Linked DNA regions of Homo sapiens: all the other regions are linked to region 4. A link is an interaction called in ENCODE POLR2A ChIA-PET data of the cell type or tissue named here. Cell type or tissue: HepG2. All regions are shown on one strand. Each heading gives the region's core, and the rest is flanking DNA. Links, peaks and the distances in the headings are about the cores only. Region 1 overlaps TGFBI (transforming growth factor beta induced). Region 2 has its middle 40 kb from the start of TGFBI. Region 3 overlaps TGFBI (transforming growth factor beta induced). Region 4 has its middle 18 kb from the start of LECT2.

Region 1 (5,394 bases), core at 897-4,896, 80 kb after region 4:
ATTTCAGACACCCTATACATCTATACATTTAAAGTGTTCTCCTTCTATCTGTGCAGGGATGGGAAAGGGCATATTTCTGAAAGCACAGATGGGAAGACGGGATTTGTTCCGTGTCCAGGTGATTATGGTACCTCTATGCGCCTGGCCGGCACTGGGGACAGAGGCCATGAAAATGAATACAGCACAGCCTTTGCCTCCAAGAAACTTAAGACCTAGTAGAAATGGCAGGCTTTAAAACAGGTTGTTGGGATCTGATTTGGTGAGTGCAATGACAGAGATACTCACAGCACAAAATGGGGAATGAGGGCGGGCATTGGGACACACATAGCCTTAAGGGGCCCAAAGGCTTTTAGAACTGTATTCCCTATTAAAACATGATTTGCACAGAGCACATTCTTTGCTTTGGAGACCTCAGAACTCCTTACTATAGGCCGGGCATGGTTATAATCCCAGCACTTTGGGAAGCCAAGGCGGGCAGATCACTTGAGGCTGAGAGTTCAAGACCAGCCTGGCCAACATGGTAAAACCCCGTCTCTACTAAAAATACAAAAATTAGCTGGGTGTGGTGGTGGCCACCTGTAATCCCAGCTACTCAGGAGGCTGAGGTAGGAGAATCACTTGAACCTGGGAGGCAGAAGTTGCAATAAGCCCAGATCATGCCACTGCACTCCAGCCTGGGCAACAAAGCTAGACTCTCTCAAAAGAAAAAAACAAAACAAAACAAAACAAAACAAAAAAAACTCCTTATTATAAACTGTAAGAAAAAAAAGGCCCCTACTTCGTCCCTTTTGCAAATCTGCCTTTTCCTACTCACTAACCAGCTGGTTCAGAGCAAGGACACTCTGTTTGGTGCCATCGCTGCAGACTGGAAGGAAGAGGTCCTTGCCCCACACCCAACAGTCTCCTGCTGTTACCGGCAGGTTGGCAGGCAGGCAGGCGAGAAGCAGCCAGGGCTGGTGGTGTGTCCAGTTTGAAGACTAGTTTCCAGCCCTGGCCCTGCTCACCCTCCAAGTGGCCCTGGCAGGTTCCTCTACCACATCGTGGACTTCACCTTCCTTCTCTAAGAAGCTCAATCCCCAAGGCCTCATTCCCATAGGCCTTCTCACCCTTTTTCTTTCCCTCTGGCTGAATGTGGCCAGCACGGGCTTCCAAGGCCATCAACTCGTCTGCAGCAGCCCCATGCCTTGCAGGGCCTCAGAGCTTCCTCCTGCCTATGACAGTGTGGTTTTGGTTCCCACACTTGGGATCAGATTGAAACTCGCCTCCGTGGTGAGAATATGGGACATAGAGCCTCGGTGACCTTGGTGAGCAGCAGTCCAGGCCACCTGCTCAGCCTGGGGTTGGGGGGGGCTCCTCCTCCTTGACTGGTCCTTGCATTTGCCTCCATCCAGCCTGTCTGGGCTCTCCGAGGCAATGGAGACCAGCAGGAGTCACGATGGGTCAGGAGCCCCCTTTGGGCCTCAGCCCTGCCCTGCCCCCTAAAGTAGCACTTGGATAAGCAAATAAATTATTATACTTACTATTTATGGGTGTGGTGAATGGGATGGCAAAGGCCAAGTCTTACTGATCACCAAACCTTAAGATATATCCTGGCAGCTAGTAGACCCTTGGGCTAAATGAACAGAAAACTGGACAAATAAAGTGTACACAAATAACTCAAAGCTGTCATTTGTACACTTTTCGTCTTTTCCTACTACAGTTTACATTTTTATAAAGGTGAGTAGATTTCTAAAATCCCGTGGTAGGCTCTCTTGAGTTTTTCTTGTATCCCTGAAGTTCAGCTACAAATAAGCTAATCACTAACATTTGTTGAGCATTTACTCTGTTGTCAGGCCCCGTGCCGAGTGCTTTAGGTTCAGAATTTCATGTCATCCCCACAGCAGCCCTAGGAGATGAATGCAATTCTTATGTCCACTTGACTGATAAGGAAGTTGAGGTTCAAAGAGGCTAAATGACTCTCCCAGGGTCCCACAGCTGGAAAGTGGCCACAGGGCCCCAGCTGGTTTTCTAGGGCAGCAGGCAGAAGGCGAGGAGGATCTGGGCCCTGTGGTGCCCCAGCCTCATCTGAGGGTCCTCATCTGAGAGAACAGGATCCTCACAGCATGGGCAGGCTGCAAGTGGTCCCTGAGGTTATCGTGGAGTGGACCCTGACTTGACCTGAGTCTGTTTGGACCCCAGACCTGCTGAACAACCACATCTTGAAGTCAGCTATGTGTGCTGAAGCCATCGTTGCGGGGCTGTCTGTAGAGACCCTGGAGGGCACGACACTGGAGGTGGGCTGCAGCGGGGACATGCTCACTATCAACGGGAAGGCGATCATCTCCAATAAAGACATCCTAGCCACCAACGGGGTGATCCACTACATTGATGAGCTACTCATCCCAGACTCAGGTAGGCCAGGCCTCCGGGGGCCTTGGCCCTGCCTGGCCCACCATCTCTTCTGCCATCCTTTGTGGCGGGGGAGGGGAAATTCAGAGATCTTTGGGCGACTTCCCTGCCTGGACCCAGCTCACAGCTTCTCGGCCACTGCAAATGTGTGGGTTGTGACCAGACTGATGTGTCTTGAGCTTCAGGCTTGCAAGTGCAGTGGAGAGGCAGTGGGGAGCTATTGAAGGGGTCTGGGGACAGACTCAATCACAGAGGCCTTTCAGAAGATCTGCCTGCTGTGCATGGGCAAAGAGGGCCACTTGCTGACCTCAGAGCATGTGCTTTCTCAGTAGTGCCCAAGCTGTCCCATGGTCACTGACCCAGTTAGAATGACTGAATGGACTTTGGCTTGTGTCTCATTAGGAATCCTAGCCCCATTCTAGTCTTCCAGTGAGATCTGTCCATGAGTGAAGGAATCTCACAGGAAAAAACAAAATGCTTCTATGGGTGTGGTTGCTGGCCTTATCTACACCACAGAAGCCATCACACAGACTGTCTTTCTTCCCATTGTTAGAATGTGCCCTGACCAAGCAGCCCACAGGGCCTGGGACAGAGGCTGATCTCTGCCTAACTGAGCTCACCTCTCCTCCCTCTCCTCCTGACTGGTTAGATTTTCTAGGTGACTGTTCCCCTGATGACACAAGCCCGCTGGGCCCCAGCAGTGTTTAGAGGGGTTGTTGACTCACGAGATGACATTCCTGCTGATGTGTGTCATGCCCTGGGGTGGATGAATGATAAATGAAAACAGCGCTTTTAACTTTTGAACCCACTTTCTCCTTCCTTGTAGCCAAGACACTATTTGAATTGGCTGCAGAGTCTGATGTGTCCACAGCCATTGACCTTTTCAGACAAGCCGGCCTCGGCAATCATCTCTCTGGAAGTGAGCGGTTGACCCTCCTGGCTCCCCTGAATTCTGTATTCAAAGGTAACATGGGGAAGGCATCCCTGTTAGATTGTCCCTGGAGGCAGCTTCCCCACCCCTGTCACCTCCACAACACTCTCCGATTTACAGCACCCCATGGGACATTAGAACTTCCACTCAGCTCAACCAAAAGCAGATGTGACTTCAGCAGAAACTTCAGAGGCTCTGTTGTTTCATTAGGCAGTGCAGAGAATGCCTTTGGGGAGCCGTTCCTCAGAACTCAAGACTTGACATCTGGGAGGCAGCCGTTCCTCAGAACTCAAGACTTGACATCTGGGAGAGCAGAGCATTCCCTTGCCTTTCTATTTGCAGGGTCACTTGCCAATGTATAGTCAAGAGGTCAGAGTGAGGGTACAGCTGAGCTGCAGCCCCAGGAAGGCAGAGAAGGGGGCCAAGTTGTGTGCGTGCCTGCCCTTCCCTCTTAGGGCAAAACTCCAAACACCCTTGATTATCTGGATCTTCTTTAATTCTCCATAGAAGATACCAGATGTTAAGGAATATTGGCAGCTTCACTTGGTTTCTCAATCCCTGTTTCCAAACTCAAGGAGGGATGGGCTTTTTCACTGTATTTATCTCTCATCACTCTCTTCATTGCAGGAGCACATCTCTCTGGACCTAACCATCACCCTTTCTTGTAGATGGAACCCCTCCAATTGATGCCCATACAAGGAATTTGCTTCGGAACCACATAATTAAAGACCAGCTGGCCTCTAAGTATCTGTACCATGGACAGACCCTGGAAACTCTGGGCGGCAAAAAACTGAGAGTTTTTGTTTATCGTAATGTAAGTTCTGGGTCCTAAATCATGCTCCTGGGAAGCTCCTTACTGTGGGACTTGTATTAGTGTAAAAAAAAATGTCCTCAATAAGCAGGAGTTTGCATGAGAACTGGTTGCTGACAAGGAAGGAAATAATTTCTGGAAAATATAGATAACAAAATGAGATCCTGCAGAAGGATTGGAATCTCTTTTTCTGGAGGCCTTTGAGAATAAACCACACAATTATCCAACCTGTATTGTGAAGGAATAAGTCCTTCTTGAATTCAGGAATTAACACCTGGGAGGAGGGATGGAGTTCAGACTCTTTCTGAGCTTATGAGAAGAGAAGCCCCCTAAACTAAAATACAGCCCTCCTTGGTCCAAAAGGTGCCTTCTCTCTTCTGCTGTATCTTCTTTGTTTTCAAACCCAACAGTTACCCTGGAAATCAAAAAGGAAGTACAACTCAACATAGCTCTTGCCTGGGACCAACCAGCACCATTTGGCTAAAGATGGTTATCATCTGTTAAACAAAGAAATAAATAAATGGGTTCAACGTATTTATTTCAACATTGTCAATGGACCTCATGTGTAACTGATATTCTCATTATGGGACCTCTGTGTGACTTTATTGGGGCCTCTCTAACCGTTCTTTCCTTAAGGAAGACCATTTATTGTTTTATTTCCTGGAGAAAATACATCATTTTATCCCAGCCTTAATAACCCATCCCAGTGTATACTCCTTCATCTTCATGGATAATGACCCTGCTACATGCTCTGAACAAATCAGGAGGCCCCTCGTGGAAGTATAACCAGTCCTTTCTTTCTCTGTCCCTCTTCTGTGCAGAGCCTCTGCATTGAGAACAGCTGCATCGCGGCCCACGACAAGAGGGGGAGGTACGGGACCCTGTTCACGATGGACCGGGTGCTGACCCCCCCAATGGGGACTGTCATGGATGTCCTGAAGGGAGACAATCGCTTTAGGTAATTAGTTCCATCCCCGGGTGGAGCTTCTGCCCAGTGGTCATGCTGGAGTGGGATGTGGGGCCCCAGCTATTTGTCAAGCTTTCTTCTACCTTGGGGATTCAATTAACACTAGCAGTGCACTGCTGCGACCTTCCAGACTTGGGATGGGGAAAAGGCAAGGGTCGCCTTGAAAGCTTACATTGGGAAGAAGGGTTACTTCTAAGAGTGTAATCTTCACATGCATGGGAAGCAGGGAGGGGGGACTACATTTTTATGACTGAAGTGCAAGGAAAACATCACCCTCTCATTGTAAAGCTCCAAGTG
Region 2 (5,290 bases), core at 1-4,000, 94 kb after region 4:
TGACCACTGAGCCCCAACCAAGGAAATGGAAGGAGAGGAAGAAGGGGAATGGGCTCTTCTTAGTCCACTTCTGTCTTTGCTGTCACTCTGGGAATACAAAGCTTTCTGGGATGTAGAGAGGACTGCAAAGACCCTCAGCATTGGGCCCTGAGGCCTCCCAGGATGGGGTATGCCTTTCCCACACAGGGGACAGGGGTGGCCTAAACCTGGCCACATTGGCCAACTGAGAGGCCAGCTCAGCCATGGGGCCAGAGAGGCCTGCTGTATTGGGCTATGCACCTATGTGCATTATTTTTTCTATTACTTGCACTGATACTATGACACAGGTAAGTACTATTAAAATTCTCATTTTACTGCTGCAGAAATAGAAGCTTAGAGAGCTAAAGTAGTTTGCCAGGTCACAGAATAAGAAGAGGCTGAAACACAAATCCAGCCATTCTTAACCACGCTTCTCCCTTCTGCTCAACTATACCAGAGGCCAGGAGGGGTAGTCAAGGCAGCCATGGACAAGCAGACATGAATGCCAGGTGGTCAGAAGGGCTCAAAACCCCCTACCCTCCAGAGAAGCCCCTGCAGGCCAGGTCTCTGCTTGCACAGCCTAGAACATAACTTGTTTCTATGGTGCCAGGGCATTAAGAATTAGCAATAGCCACGAGTGCCCCAGAACTCATGTCTGGAAAAAAAGAGAGGAAAATACCTCTGTGCTTGAAAGCATAATTCAGTGTTATGCTCTTAGAAGAGATGCCTGGAATATTATGCTCAGAACTCTTTTCAAAGCCAGGAGAGAAAGTCATGGAATGAGGGATGGGCCCGAAGCCCTGTCCAGAGAAGTCAAATGAGGCCACCTTGGGCCATCCCTATCTGGCAGGGAAAGAAACTCATCCATTCCAGAAAGCCAGAGAGCCAGCCCAGAGAATAAGTGGTGGGTGGAGAGGGGAGGAGTCTGGGACAACCTCTATACACACGCACATTCATTCACACACACAAACACACACACACACACACACACACACACATGCATGCATGCACACACACCCCTGCATGGGAAACCGAAGACACAGCCTTAGGCAGAGAAAACAGGCACAGCACACCCACTTGTGGTTGGGGAGAGGACTCCAGGACCTGGAGGTGGAAGGCAGCAGCTGGAGCTCTGGCCTCAGGCCTGTTAGAGGAGGCTCCCTGGAGCTGCTACACCCTGTCACCCATGCAGGCCCTAACAGTCCCTGCAGTGCTGGAGCTCCCCATCACTTGGGGAGGCGATGGAGGTCACTGAGACCTGAAGAATGAAGAGGGTGGGGAAGAGAATTCAGTCTGAAGAACAGTGTCATAAAGGCTCTGAGAAAATGTGAGAGAGTTTTGTGTGGCTAGAGAGAAGAGAGACAATTCCTCTGGTGAGAGGTTTGGGAGCTAGACTGTACTGGGCCTCATAGGCTAAGTACTATCATAATTAGTATTAAGAATTTTAGACATTATCCTTAAGACAATGAGAAGCCACTGGAGGGTTTTAGTTGGGGGAGGGAGATAGAGAGGGGTGTGCAATGATCAGATATATATTTTATATTTAGTAAAATATACATGGCATAGAATTTACCACTTCAACTATTTTAAGTATACAATTCAGTGGTATTCAGTACATTTCCCATTGTTGTGCAACCAATCTCTTCATCTTGCAAAACTGATCTGTTCCATTAAACATTAACTACCCATTCTCCCTTCCCTTCTGCCCTTGATAATCTCTGTTCTATTTTCTGTCTCTATGAATTGGAGTTCTCTAGGTATTTCATGTAAGTGGAATCAGTATTTGTTCTTTGCGACTGGCTTATTTCACTTAGCATAATATCTTCAAGGCTTATCCATGTTGTAGTGTGTGTCAGAATTTCCTCCATTTTTGAGGCTGAATAATATTCCATTGCATATATATACCACTCACTTTGTTTATTCACTCATCTTTTGATGTACATTAGGCTTGTTTCTACCTTCTGGCTCTTGTGAATAACGGTGCAATGAATGTGGGTGTACAGATGTCTGTCAGAGTCCCTGTTTTAAATTAGTTTGGTCCCTCTTTTAAATTAGTTTGGTTATACCCAGAAGTCGAATTGATAAATCATATGGTAATTCTATTTTTAATTTGGGAGGGGGGGGAATTGCTATAGTGTTTCCATTGTGGCTGCACTATGTCACATTCCCCCCAACAGTGCACAAGGATTCCAGTTGCTCCACATCCTCTCTAATACTTGTTATTTTCTGGTTTTTGGTAATAACCATTCTATTGAATGTGAAGTGATGTTTCATTGTGGTTTTGATTTTGTTTTGTTTTTTAATGATTAGTGATGTTGAGCCTCTTTTCATGTGCTTATTGGTCATTTATATTTCTTCTTTGGAGAAATGTCTATTTGATTCCTTTGCCCATTTAAAAAATTTTTTTTTCTTTTTTAGTTATTACATTTTAGGAGTTCTTTATGTATTCTGATATTGATTCCTTATCAGATATATGATTTTCAAATATTTTCTCCCATTCTGTGGGTTGCCTCTTTACTCTGTTGACAGTGTCCTTTGATGCATAAACATCTTTAATTTAGATGAAGTTCACAATATTTATTTATTCTTTTATTGCCTGTGCTTTTGGTGTCATGTCCAAGAAATCATTGCCAAATTTAATGTCATGAAGCTTTTCTCCTGTTTTCTTCTAAGAATTTTAGTTCTTACATGTAGGCCTTTTATTCATTTTTAGTTCATTTTTGTATATGAAATAAGGAAAGGGCCCAACTTCATTCTTTTCCATGTGGCTACCCAGTTTTCCATGTGGCTACCCCATTTTCCACGTGGCTACCCAGTGCTGGGAAAAGATTGTCCTTTCTCCATTGAATGATCTCAGCACCCTTGTTGAAAATTATTTGACCATACAGGCAAGGGTTTATTTCTGGGCTCTCTACTCTATGCCATTGGTCTGTATGTCAGTCTTTATGCCAGTACCACACTGTTTTGATTATTGTAGCCTTGGCGTAAGTTTTAAAATTAGTAAGTATGAGTCCTTCAACTTTGTTCTTCTTTTTCAAAATTGTTGTGGCTATTGGAAATTCCTTGAGATTTTGTATGAATTTTAGGGTAGATTTTTTTCTGTCTGCCAAATATATCATTAGGATTTTGATATGGATTATATTGAATCTGCAGATCACTTTGAGTACTATTGACATTTTAATAATAGTAAGTCTTCCAATTCATGAACATGGGATGTCTTTCCATTTATTTGTGTCTTCTCTAATTTATCTCAACAATTTTTTGCAGTGTTCAGTGTACAAGTCTTTCATATCCTTTGCTACATTGATTCTTAAGTGTTTTATACTTTGTGATGCTATTATACATAGAATTGTCTTCTTAATTGTTAAATATGTTTTTAAATGATTGTTTTGGTTTTTGTGTGGAAAGTGGGTTGAAGTGGAGGGTAGGAGTAGCAGCTGGGAAGCCAATTAGGAGGCCGTTACAGTCATCCAGGCAAGACATGATGGAGGACCAGGGTGGTGGCACTAGAGATGGAAGGACACAGAGGAACTTGAGACATATTTTGGAGGTAGAACAGATAGGACTAGAATAGGGGTTGGAGGAGGAACATGAGAGAAAGGGAGGATTCAAGAACGGTACCAAGGTTTTTGCCTTAAACAGCCAGCTAAAGGGTTATGCCATTTTTTTTTCCTAAAATTCAGAGCAGGGAAGAAGCTACTGGTAAAAAAAAAAAAAAAGACTAAGAGTCTCCTTTGGATAGTTTAAGTTTGGAAAGCCAATTAAAAATCCAAGTGAGATGTTAAAAAAAGCTGTTAGATATTCAAACCTAGAGTCAAGGAAGAGGTCTAAGCTGAGATGGAGTGTTGGGGAGTTAGTACATATAGGTGCTATTTAAAAAGAGTGACTGGATGTGATCTCCCAGGGAGAGAGTGTAGAGAGAGAAGAGAGCCTGAGACAGAGCCTTGGGTAGCTCCAGCATTTGGAGATCTGGAAGAGGAAGAAAAACCTGCAAAGGGGTCTGATAATATGTGTATGGAATCCTGGAAGTTGAGGAAGGATAGCCTTTTAAGGACAAGCATCAACTCAGATGAATTATTGATGTGTCCGATGGGTTTAGCCATGTGCATGTCATCAGGAACCACGGCAAGAGCATTCTCGGGGGAGATGAGAGGACTGACTCTGGGCTGGGAGGAAAGGGGGCAGGAGAGAAGGATACATTTTCTGCTGTGAGTGCTTGAATGGATGCCATTTTTCAGGGATTGAGAACCCCACAGGCATATGAAAACCTGGAAGTCTACTTGTTCAGTCTTACCCTTCATGTCAGATCAGCAGCTCTTTCTTCTAAACCCCCGTACATGTGCCGCCATAGCCCTAAGGACTTATTTGGGTTAATTCCCTACTTCTTGTTTGGCCTTCCCTGCTAGGAGGTGAGCTGCTCAAAGGTATGTAGGGACTCCTCCGCCCAGTGCCTAGCATAGGGCCTGGCACACAGTACGTATTCAAAAAGTGTTATCTCAGAGCCTGGTTTCCAGAGAACAAATGGCTCCTTCAGTCAACAAGGTGTGTTTCCAGAGAACAAATGGCTCCTTCAGTCAACAAGGTGGGCTCAGGCCCCTGTTGCTCTCTAAAAAAGGAAGAGGAGGCTTCTCCAGACCCTTGAGGTATCCTTCTGGGGTCTCTCACGCATGTGGGCTGGAGGAAGCCTGCAACCAGAGCTCTCCTCGGGTCTTCTCAGGAAAGCAGGGTGGCTTATGAGCATCACCATCCCCAGGGAAGCCTCCTGCCCAGCTATGTGTGCCTCGGTCCCCTCTGGCTAAGACTCCCTAACTGAGAAAGGTCACCCCTGGGTCAGCAGGCCCCAACTCAGAGAGAACATCTGGGCCCAGAGAACAGGTAAATGGCTGATGAGTCACACTGCAGAAAGGCTGCTTCATCTTTAGCAGGTGACTCCACCCTCTAACCCTTCTGGGGAGGAAGTTTCATGCTTGGAGGGTTTTTCCCCATTCCCAGGATCCTAATTCTATTAGAAGAAAGTCTGAGATTTGGGAGTAGCAGAGACAGAGGGGAAAGACTTATGATTAAATGTCCTCATTTGGGCGGAAATGAGTTTTTGAGTGAACAGATGGAAAACTACTCTCTTCTCCTGTCAGTGGGGCGGGTGAGTCCCTGCGGCTTCTTGGCAACAGCTTATGAATAATTCAAGTTCAAGGAAGCCATCTGCACGCAGGGACCTTTCCCTGATGACCGCTCTCAGTTGGGCTTCCAGAATCGGAGGGTGAGGGAAAAAGCC
Region 3 (5,394 bases), core at 563-4,562, 86 kb after region 4:
TCCTCAGTGGTGAGGTATTTAAGGAAAATACCTCTCAGCGTGGTGAGGTATTTAAGGAAAATACCTGTTGACAGGTGACATTTTCTGTGTGTGTATCTACAGCATGCTGGTAGCTGCCATCCAGTCTGCAGGACTGACGGAGACCCTCAACCGGGAAGGAGTCTACACAGTCTTTGCTCCCACAAATGAAGCCTTCCGAGCCCTGCCACCAAGAGAACGGAGCAGACTCTTGGGTAAAGACCAACTTAAGTACACGTCTCCATTTTTCTAAAGTAGTGATCCCTCAGGGCCCCAGCAGCAAACAGTTGGCACATCAAGGATTGACTTGAAGGGATTTTATGACAAGACTATTAGTGAAAGAGTGGGCGGGACTAAAGGAACTAGCAAAGGATGAGGCCAACCAGGGACTAGCAACCCTGGGAAGCCTTTACTACCCCTAGGCCTGGGGGAATGGGAGGATGAGAGCAGGAACCAGGGAGGTCATGAGCCTTGGACAAGGGCACAGAACAGCAGCCAGAGCCATGTGCAGCCAGCCACTGTCAGAACCATGCAAGGGGGACCACTCAGCGCCCCAGCCTCCCTCTCAGACAGTTGCCATCTGGGTCTCTTGTTGGCTGATGCGAGAGCAGGAGGGAGCCCACTGATGCAGTTCATAGAGCTCAGCCTCCTGGGCAGGAAACCGGGCAGAGAGGAGTAGAAAAGAATTAAGGGTGGCTGCGACCAGCCCAGTCACTGAGGCACGTTTCCCACTGGAGACCTATGAGCACAGTGATAATAAAGCCAGTTACCTGCACTGACTATCCCTCCAGACAAAAGCTTTCCCAAGAAGTTAGTCATGGCTCTGAGAGATCTAGTTGAGGATGTTTGGCAGGGGATCTAGTGGTTACGGGTGGCTAAGAAAAATGAGGAAGGTAAGAGTATCTTGCAGCCTGTGTTGGGAGGATTAAATAGGATGCCACACACAGGGCCAGGCAGACAGCCTGGTCAGTAATAGCCATGACGATGGGGGCGGGGGGAGCAGGAATGGGAGTTGCAGTGTTTAGCTCAGATGCATGCCTGTGAGAGATGCTTCCACTCTCACAGAAAGATGAGACCAAGGAAAAGGAGGAGGAAGAGGAAGGACCTTGACAAACCTTGGGGCCCACATTGTCTACACCTCCCTTCCTGCTCTAGAGCAGAATAGAAAGTTCAGGTTGCAGGCAGCTCTAAGTTGAATTCGTGTCCTGTTTAATTTTCTTTATTGCTAAATGAATGCCTGTGTCTGTGATGCTGACGTATGTTCCTAAGGAGAGGGGAGAAGTTCATTCTGAACATAAACTTTTCATCCTCTCTCTGTCCAGCAAGAATGGAATATTCCCCAAGTGGCCTGAGCCAGCTTGGCTTTCTTTTTGTTTTCAATTATGTGGGAGTTGAGGAGGGGGATGGGAAAAGCTTCCCAAACACACCCTCCCCCAGGCCTGAGGCACCCCTGGGGGACAGAGAGTGTTAGAGGTTGGTACAGGTGTTAGAGATATTGAAAGGACATCCCATGCACCCCAGGGGCTGGTGTGGCTCTGTACTTCCAGGCAATATTTTGTGGAAGGGGAACCTTGTCAGCTCCAGGTTGTGGATGTTTGAAAATCAGTTGGTACCCAGTGGCTCCATCCTCTGGCAGGCATGTGGATTTGTCAATAACCAAGTGAACTCTCCAAAATAAGTTAAAACTTCCTCCCTTCTCAGTTTCAAGATGCTGGAAATAGCTGTTCATAAGCCCTGGGGAAATTTAGCCCTTTGGCTGGTAATGGGAGTATCCGAGATGAGAGGGCAGCTGGAAACTTTCGGAATGACCTCCCACACTTAATTTGGGAAATGCCTCTGCACCTTTATGGGCAACCAGATGCCTGCCCCAGTTGCTGGAGACACTGATGTGGGCTGAAAGGAATGCTGAGACGTGACGAGGAGAGATGCTGCGGAGGGAATATCCCCCTCAGCCCTGACCTCATCGGCTCCATGGCTCCTCCACAGTACAGCTGTCTACTCTTTTAAGTTCTCCCTTCAGGAAATAGCCATCTCAAACAGAATGTGCATTTGAGGGCAGAATGTGTAAATATTGCACTACTGTGTTATAACCGTCAGGAGCCATGCTGATGATGAAACGTCCCAGATGCCGGTGCTGGAAAGGTCCCTGGCTTTCCAAGCAAATATTTATCTCATGGAAACATGAGTCATACTCACAGAGGAGTATGGATTAACTCCTTCTCAGCAGCCAGGGAGCCCAGCATCCCAGACAGCATATTTAACCCAGAGGCCAACTGACTGCTGGGGCAGATTTGTGGTCATGAACATGTGCTTTGTGTCCTCTGACCATTAGACAGATTGTGGGTCACAACGTTGAGTATACAGTGGGAGCTTAATAAGTGCTTATTCCCTGGGCAGGGAGTTCTTCATTTCAGGGGTGACCACTTACATCTTCTCCTCTGGGCCCTCCTTGACCAGGCTAATTACCATTCTTGGGATTAACTCTATCTCCTTTTCCCGCAACCTGCAGGAGATGCCAAGGAACTTGCCAACATCCTGAAATACCACATTGGTGATGAAATCCTGGTTAGCGGAGGCATCGGGGCCCTGGTGCGGCTAAAGTCTCTCCAAGGTGACAAGCTGGAAGTCAGCTTGGTAAGTGTCCTGCAAATCAAAGGCTGGCTAAATTTCCCCAGGGCAGGGCTCCAGGACATATCTCACCCCCAGGATGGAATTATACACACACAACCTTCAAGTTGCAGCCCGAATCTCTGAGTGTAATTCGTCCAAAGAAAAAGAGAAAAGAGAAGAGGGTCTTCAGGGAAATCAAGTGAGATCATAGTTAGACATGAGTAAGAACTTCCAGATTTACAAGGGAATAGAGCATCTGATTTGGCATCTGAGAGAGGCTATTAGATCTTCCTTCTCTTAAGGAGGTTGTAGGCAACTAGTTATGTGACTGAAGAGATCAGTCTGTACTCACACCATCCCACCCCCCAAACCCAGGGCTTCACTGAGTTGTACCATGAACCAGACCATCCCAAGAGGCTTTTTGAGTTCTGACACTTGCTCTGTGAGCCTTCCCTTGCTCTGCACATTGATGATATAACTTTGTAACTGCACTAAGAGTGTTCCTAAAGCAGATAGCCAGCCGAGCTCCAGAAATCTCCCTGGCTGCACCTGCAGAGGCCACTGACCCCTCTGTGGAGGGACCGCTCTTCAGTGTGTGGCTGGCTTCTACTCTCTGCTCCTCTCTCTTGGTCTTCAGCCATCCATTGCTCACCAGTTTCTCACGAGGAGCATAGGAAGATATGCATGTAGGGAGGTAGGCACGGGGATGACTTGTTTGACTTTAGCAGGTCATTCAAGAATCTCCTCGCACCTGGTTTCAGATGCTGGGGTCCTGTCTGTCACAGGCTTCTGTGCCTCCTACCCCCTTGAGTTTGTCACATGGCCCTTCAGGAAGGCCTGAGATAGATTTGCCCTGGGTGGGCCTCCTATGAGAAAATCTTAAGTGAGGCACCCAGGCAAAATGGAAAGAGCCTTTTGCCCAGAGCAGGAAGCCTGTCTTCCATTTCCAGCTGTTCCACCTACTTAGCTTAAAAGAGGCACTTCGCCTGTCTTCAGTCTCAGTCTCAGTCTCCTCTTCTGTGGAATGGGACAATAATATCTACTCTCCTTATCATACACTGCTGTGAGGACTGAGTGGATCACACAAAAAAGCATTATGTAAATTGCAAAGTGCTAAATCCACACAGGAGATTTGAATTAATCCACCACACTGAAGGTCTGTCAAGGGCAGGGACTGTTTCATTCACCAGAGTATCCCCAGTCTAACACAGGACTTGGCATATGAAAAGTGTTCAGTAGGCCGGGTGCAGTGGCTCATGCCTGTAATCCCAGCACTTTGGGAGGCCAAAGTGGGCGGATCATCTGAGGTCAGGAGTTCAAGTCCAGCCTGGCCAACGTGGTGAAACCACATCTCTACTAAAAATACAAAATTAGCTGGGCGTGGTGGCACATGCCTGTAATCACAGCTACTCTGGAGGCTGAGGCAGGAGAATCACTTGAACCCAGGAGGCGGAGGTTGCAGTGAGTCGAGATCATGCCACTGCACTCCAGCCTGGGCGACAAGATTGAAACTCCATCTCAAAAACAAAGAACAAGGAAAAAAACGAAAACTGTTCAGTAAACACTTGCTGAATGAATAAAATAAATATATAAATGTATAAATAAATGCTCTACTTTCAACCACTACTCTGTTTTTCTTTTAGAAAAACAATGTGGTGAGTGTCAACAAGGAGCCTGTTGCCGAGCCTGACATCATGGCCACAAATGGCGTGGTCCATGTCATCACCAATGTTCTGCAGCCTCCAGGTAAGTGTCGCATCCCCACTGACTCTGCAGCCAGTCCTTTTCTTCATGTGGCAGTTGGTGGAGAGAAGAAAAACTGTTCTAAACAATGATGAGAATAACATGTAATTGTGATAGTTAAACTGTGCCTATGTGACTGATTGCAGAGTGAATTGGGAGCTGTTGGTTTTGAATGCACCACACTAAGGAATGTGAGGACACATTGCTCTTTGCGGAGTTGCCCAGCTATATTAGCTCCCCTCGGACACAGCCCAGTTTTCTGTATTCGCGTGGATGCTGTCCGCGCGATTCCCAGCACTCCTCTTACAGCATCTCACCTCAGTGTATGTTCCTTGCCTCCAGTGCAGTTGAACCTCAGTCCTGCCTCTCCTCATGTGTGCATTCACCTTTCTTGGTGCTCTCTCCCCATGGGCCAAGTTCTACCATGAGTTATGAAACATTATGGAGAAAACATGTCTTTGGAAATGTGAGCCAGAAAGCCCACCAGTGCCCCTCAGTCACGGTTGTTATGAATGACATGCTAATGGTTTCACTCTGGTCAAACCTGCCTTTTCTTTCCTCTTCAGCCAACAGACCTCAGGAAAGAGGGGATGAACTTGCAGACTCTGCGCTTGAGATCTTCAAACAAGCATCAGCGTTTTCCAGGGTAAGATGCCTGCTAGGTTTGCGCCTAGCCTGAGCAGCCTCAGGTCCTCTGTTTGGGCCATAGAGGAGCCTCTCCAGCCCCTGTCTTCCTTGGCTGCTCCCCAGGGCTCTCTTAAAACTTCTCCCCACTCCCACTGAGGCATCCTCAGCCCCAGCCTGTGTCAAATTCAGAGTAAAGAACCAAGGCAACTCCCTGGCTTTCATGGGCCAAAGCGCAGGCTTTCACACCGAGGCCTCTGAGCCTCAGATCATGGGGAAGTCACTGCTGGAGAGAACAGACATAGCTCTGGAAGCCATCTGCCCAAGAGGGCAGCCCATCCCAAGTTCATCTTACAGTGGCCAGGCCTGCCCTGAGCCGGGGCCTCTGGGTCACTCTTC
Region 4 (5,394 bases), core at 901-4,900:
TTATTCATGTAGATTCAAGTTACTATCTAGTGTTGTTTCATTTATGCCTAAAGGAGTTCCTTAGCATTTCTTGCAGGCAAGATCTGCTTGCACGAAATTATCTGTTTTTGTTTATCTTTAATTTCTGAAAGATAATTTTGCTAGATATAGAATTCTTGGCTGAAAGATTTTTTCCTCCTTTCAGTATTTTCAGTACTATGTCATCTCACTGCTGGCGTCTATGGATTCTGATGATAAATCAACTGTTAACTTCACTGAAAATCTCTCATATGAGATGAGTCTCTCTCTCTTGTTTTCAAGATTTGTCTTTCAATGATGTGATTATAATGTGTCATCTTTGAGTTTTTGAATTTACCCTACTTCAATTTTCTCGAGCTTCTTGGATATGAAGATTAATGGTTTTTATCAAATTTGGAAAACTTTGAACCATTATTTCTTTAAATACTCTTTCTACTGCTTTCTCTCTCTCCTATCTTTCTAGACACCTCCCATTATGCATATATTCTTGTGCTACAGAGTGTCGCACAGGTCTCTGAGGCTCTCTTTATTTTTCTTCATTGTTTTTTCTTTCTGTTCCTCATCCTGGATAATCTCAATTAACACATCTTCAAGTTTGTTGATTCTTTCTTTTATTTGCTCAAATCTTCTATTGAGCTTCTCTCGGGAAGGTTTTTCAGTTATTGTGCTTTCAAACTTTAGAATTTTTATTTCATTCTTTTTTATATGTAATTTCTATTTATTGGTATTATCTATTTTGTGAGACATTTTTCTCACACTCTCCTTTAGTTCTCTATACATGGTTTCCTTTAGTTCTTTGAATATATTTTAAGTAACTGACAGTATTTTGTCTAGTATGTGCAACATCTGGTTTCCAAAGGGACAATGTCTATTGGCTGCTTTTGTTCCTGTATGTGCCATAATTTCTTGCCTCTTTGTGTGTCTCATACATCTTTGTTGAAAACTCAATATTTAAAATAATATCATGTGGCAATTCTGGAAATCATATTCCCTCCCCCACCCTTCCCAAGTCTCCAAGGTTTGTTGTTGTTTCTGTTTTATTGTAGTTGTTGATTTAGTTTGTTTACTGACCTTTCTGAACCAATTCTATAACGTCCATAATCTTTGTCATGTGTGGCCACTAAAGTGTCTGCTTATGTTTGGCCAGTTAATATTTAGGCAGAACTTTTCCTAAACACCTGGAATCAATAAGTATCCCTGTCTTTGCTTAGGGGTTTATTGTGTGTGCTAGGGGATGCCTTCAACATTCAGCCAGGCAGTTTACAGCTCTGTCTAAGCCTTCACTCCCTGCTTGTGCAAAGCATCAAAGTCAGCCCAAGTTAATGCCTTAGGGCCTTCTCATGTCTTTCCTGAGCACCTGCACAGCTCTAGGCATGGACACATGACTTTGTTCTTTTAATTCCCAGGAATATGTAGGAGTTTTTCAAAGTCCCTATGGACAGCTTATTTTTTATTTTTATGCTTTTTAGTTAGTCTATTGTTTACCCCAACTTTTATTCACCATCTCAAGCAGCTGTGGATTTAAGCAGTTGTTTGTAATTGTTTTTCAACAACCACTCTGAGGGAAAGGCTATTTGGACAGGGCAAGCTCCAAGTCAGTTCAAAAACAGACAGCCTTCAAGTGGGGTCCTTGAAAGACATACTGACAGTCAAATAATGACAATTCTTGGAAATGAGCTTTAAAAGAGCTCAAGCTCTATTCTGCTTCTGCCAGTTGCTGCCAGGCTACTGGTTTCAAAGGTAGGCTGGTAAGCAGTGGGTAGGTTTTTACCGAGTCAAAATACCACAAAACTTACTGTTCTTAGCAAGATTCAGCCATTTTTGTTCAGTAAGTGCTCCCAGGATTAGTTCATTTCCAGAGCTCTGAAAAAGTTGATGCTGACAATTTTTGCCTGTTTCTTATTATTTTTATGAAAGATGGAATTTTTAGAGGTTCTTACTCTACCATTTTTGCTGGTATCCATGACCATTATTTTTATATTAAAACTAATTTGGACATTTTATGGAATAGGATGCAAAAATCTACATAACTTAGTAAGGATGTAATATAAAACTTCAAAGACATTGAACTCTACTAGCAGTAGACATCTCCACTCTGTATTCAGTACTTACATGAAGTTGTGTGACTGTATCTCACAACCAGATCCACAACCCTACGGAAAGTATGCATGTAAAATGTACAAATGTTCATATGTAGAACATATGTAGAATGTAAGTGTCCTCCCTCTTTCTACCTACCGAGTGCTAAAGGAAGAGAACCAAAAGGAGATTATCTCTTATAACTTGGTAAATTACATCGTCTACCTTTACAGCTTACAACTATTCATATTTACCTAAAGTTGCTCTCAAGAATTCTTGTGAACTGATTAACTCTCTGTCTCTGTCATATCTTTTGGCCCAAAAAAACTGACTGATGATCATTTACATGAAATAAAATAATATTACTCTAGCCTATGATGTTTAAATTAGACACAAACTTTTACCAAAAATGGCTTTTTACATCCCATTGGGTGCAAATAGGCAATCAAGAGACTCTACAATTACTCGTTATTTAAAACTGTTGTATTCAAATGAGAGTTTCTTAGTTTTAAAATTCTGTCTGAGAATTTTGTGTGGAAACTGACCATGTGGTTCTAAGATTTCAGAATGTACTAAGCCCCAGTCAATAGAAAATCTTCATTCTATCAAATACTTACAGAACTGTAGTGGGCATAGTTCCTCACTTAGCTTCACCATGTGCTAGTACTTTGACCAGCAGAAAGCAAACAGCCCGGGGCCACCTAGGGAAACAGACTTACATTACTCCAGACCATGGTAAACAGATGTGTTTGGTCCACTGAGCTTTGAACCCTGAAATTACACCACACACAGACATAGTCAGAGAGTTGCCAGAGGTTACAACACACACATTCTTGGCACCATTGTTCTGATTGACTCAGGCCAGTGGAACATCTTAAGCTAGTGGTAACTCAACAATGATAATGGAAGAAATGAAGGTAGCCAGTTCAGGCATGAAAATCCCTCTCCTGCTACTGATACCTCCTGAAAGAAGAAACTGGCAAGAAGGACTGTCACAGTTGGTTACAATACTACTTCACCTTTCAACAACTCAGTCATTCCCACACCCAGTGTGCAGTGCGCATGCCACTGAACTCTGCACAGAAAGAACATGAAGGTGGGTAAGGAGGAAAGCAAGCCAGTAAAGACTGAGAACCTGGGAGGGGTCAAGCCCTGAGGTGAGAATGAGGGTGAGCATGGACCCAGGAAAAGGGAGACAAGTGGAGGAAGTGCTGGGTGTCCTGTAGCTCACTGAGCCTGTGAAGCATTGTAGAGGGCATTGGGAGCCAAGCCTAAGCCCCCTACTTCCCTGTTTCCAACAATAAAGTTGGAGTTTCTGAATTTCATTTGACTCTAGGGAGATCTGGAATTGTTCCAGGAATATTTCTGCTGGCTGCTATGAGAGAGAATAGGGAACTAATTATTGGAGGTTTAAAAGCATTTGGGCAAGAACTAAATACATTCATGTTTTTATCTGTTTTCAAAGTTTACTTTAAAATTTTTTATGAGCACATATATCAGATATAAAACAATCCCTTCTGTTATTGCTAAATAAGAACTGTCAAGGAAAGAAACTTGGTTGGATCTGCTGGACATAAAAGAGAGAAAATGTGACCTTCAGAGTGCATCACCCTACCTAAATTGAACTTTAGCCAGGCAACAGGGTAAACAGAAATTTTCAGGGAAAATGTAACAGTCCTAGCCTGGAAACATCTTCTGTGATTTCAAGTTCAGACAGTTTCTTTCTGTTGGAGATGATGTTTTCTCTTGCAATTAACAAAAGAGCACCCATCTGTATTAGGGTTCTCTAGAGAAACAAAACCAATAGGAGCTATACATATTTATAGATAGGTAGATAGATAAATACAGTTATGTTAAGGAATTGGCTCATGCAGTTGTGGGAGGTGGCAAGCCCAAACTCTGCAGGGCAGGTGTCAGGCTAGGAGACCCAGGGAGGAGGTGATGTTGCATCTTGGAATCTAAAGGCAGTCTAGAGGAAGAATTCCCTCTTTCCTGGGGGCCTTCCATCTTTTTTCTCTTATTGCCTACAACTGATGGGATGAGGCCCACTCACATCATGAAGGGTAATCGGCTTCATTCAAAGCCTACTGATTTAAATGTTAATCTCATCTTACAAATGCCTTCACAGTGACATTTAGACTGTCATTTGACCAAATATCTAGGTACCATGGCGGAGCGAAGTTGACACAGAGAGCTAACCGTCAAACAAACCATTGTAGTGCCTTTGGTTCAGGAGCAAGACTTTGACTATGTCCTTTGACTTCAGGAGTTGAACTAGAACAGGAGCAGAGCTTGGCGTGCCATAGGAGCCTGCCGCTGTGAGTGCCTTCATGGGATTTCAAAAAAAATTTCCTGTTCTTGGTTTAATTTATGAAAGCTTTATATACCTAATTACAATCTCATTGAAAGCTTTTTCCATATGGCCTGTTTAATTTAAAGTTTTGATGAGGAGTTACAGGAAAAATAAGACGTAATGAAAGGATTGAGCCAGGGAAACATCCCTAATTCCCACATTCATTAGCATGTTTTGCATTTTGTGAGCACTCTGCATGTGTCTTTATTTTCCCAGGGCCAAACCATACAGAAACAGAAGGGCTACCAGAGAAAAGCGAAGAGTGGGTGGTATGCTGGAGCAAGCAGAGAGACTCCCACCAAGGGAGAGAAACTCAGGTTAGCGAGATCTCCACATTTTCAATAACGAATAACAAAGCCTGTTCCAATGGATCATTTAAGAGCCATGTTAGCTGAAAGAGATTTTTTTACCCATGGTTTTTGAAACACCAATCACCTATTAAATGGCTGAGTGCTTTTGTTGCTCAATATCAAATATTTTGGAATATTTTTTCATTGTCAAAAGTTGCAGTTTGTTCCTTTCTTCCCAAAAGTTTGTTGTTTAAAAAAATAAAAAACTTTGCCTCGCCAAAGGCAGAAGGATTGCATGTAAATCTTCCATTTAGCAGTTCAGGGGACTTCATTCCTCAGTGTGCTTCTTTTAAAGAGAACAAAGCACCTTTTCGCTTCTGCACTTACTGCTTCATTTGTTCTTGCTCTTTGCTTGTGCTAAAACTGAAGCTCAGACAAGTTAAGTGATGACTGTTTGACCTTGACTCCAGGAGGCTGTCATCTATATCCATTCTCCCTTCCCAGGGGCGGTCTCTTTGGGATCACTTCTAATACCCACTCTCTGGGAATCACGGGAGCTCCGGGGCTGAATACGTGTAACAGAGATTTTTCCATTGTATGTTTCACATTCACCTAAAGCACAGAATGCCTGAAAGCAAAGACAGTGCTCTCCTT

The links. Peaks named below come from ENCODE experiments on the same cell type or tissue, not always from the same donor. Only the 100,000 strongest peaks of a DNase experiment are listed, where the experiment ranks them.
Region 1: POLR2A ChIA-PET joins it to region 4 with 10 read pairs; 9 of 35 experiments call an interaction of 5 or more read pairs at or near these places.
Region 2: POLR2A ChIA-PET joins it to region 4 with 10 read pairs; 8 of 35 experiments call an interaction of 5 or more read pairs at or near these places.
Region 3: POLR2A ChIA-PET joins it to region 4 with 31 read pairs; 9 of 35 experiments call an interaction of 5 or more read pairs at or near these places.

Annotation. Positions count from the first base shown.
Region 1 is chr5:136,050,729-136,056,122 of GRCh38, forward strand. TGFBI (transforming growth factor beta induced) reads left to right here. Exons shown (of 17, transcript NM_000358.3): 8 at 2,179-2,391; 9 at 3,215-3,352; 10 at 3,988-4,133; 11 at 4,952-5,088. Among named protein-coding and RNA genes, the nearest start is that of TGFBI, 24 kb to the left of the region's middle. RefSeq lists an enhancer at 2,504-3,703. In HepG2, for the core only: no CTCF peak of the experiment used is centred there; a DNase peak (open chromatin) is centred at 3,083.
Region 2 is chr5:136,065,923-136,071,212 of GRCh38, forward strand. No RefSeq gene overlaps it. Among named protein-coding and RNA genes, the nearest start is that of TGFBI, 40 kb to the left of the region's middle. In HepG2, for the core only: a CTCF peak has its summit at 1,146; DNase peaks (open chromatin) are centred at 1,079 and 1,749.
Region 3 is chr5:136,056,563-136,061,956 of GRCh38, forward strand. TGFBI (transforming growth factor beta induced) reads left to right here. Exons shown (of 17, transcript NM_000358.3): 12 at 103-233; 13 at 2,528-2,652; 14 at 4,272-4,374; 15 at 4,938-5,017. Among named protein-coding and RNA genes, the nearest start is that of TGFBI, 30 kb to the left of the region's middle. In HepG2, for the core only: a CTCF peak has its summit at 1,653 (motif pointing left); a DNase peak (open chromatin) is centred at 2,119.
Region 4 is chr5:135,970,706-135,976,099 of GRCh38, forward strand. No RefSeq gene overlaps it. Among named protein-coding and RNA genes, the nearest start is that of LECT2, 18 kb to the left of the region's middle. RefSeq lists enhancers at 2,655-2,949, 4,581-5,082 and a silencer at 2,655-2,949. In HepG2, for the core only: no CTCF peak of the experiment used is centred there; DNase peaks (open chromatin) are centred at 2,856 and 3,716; H3K4me3 peaks cover 932 bases.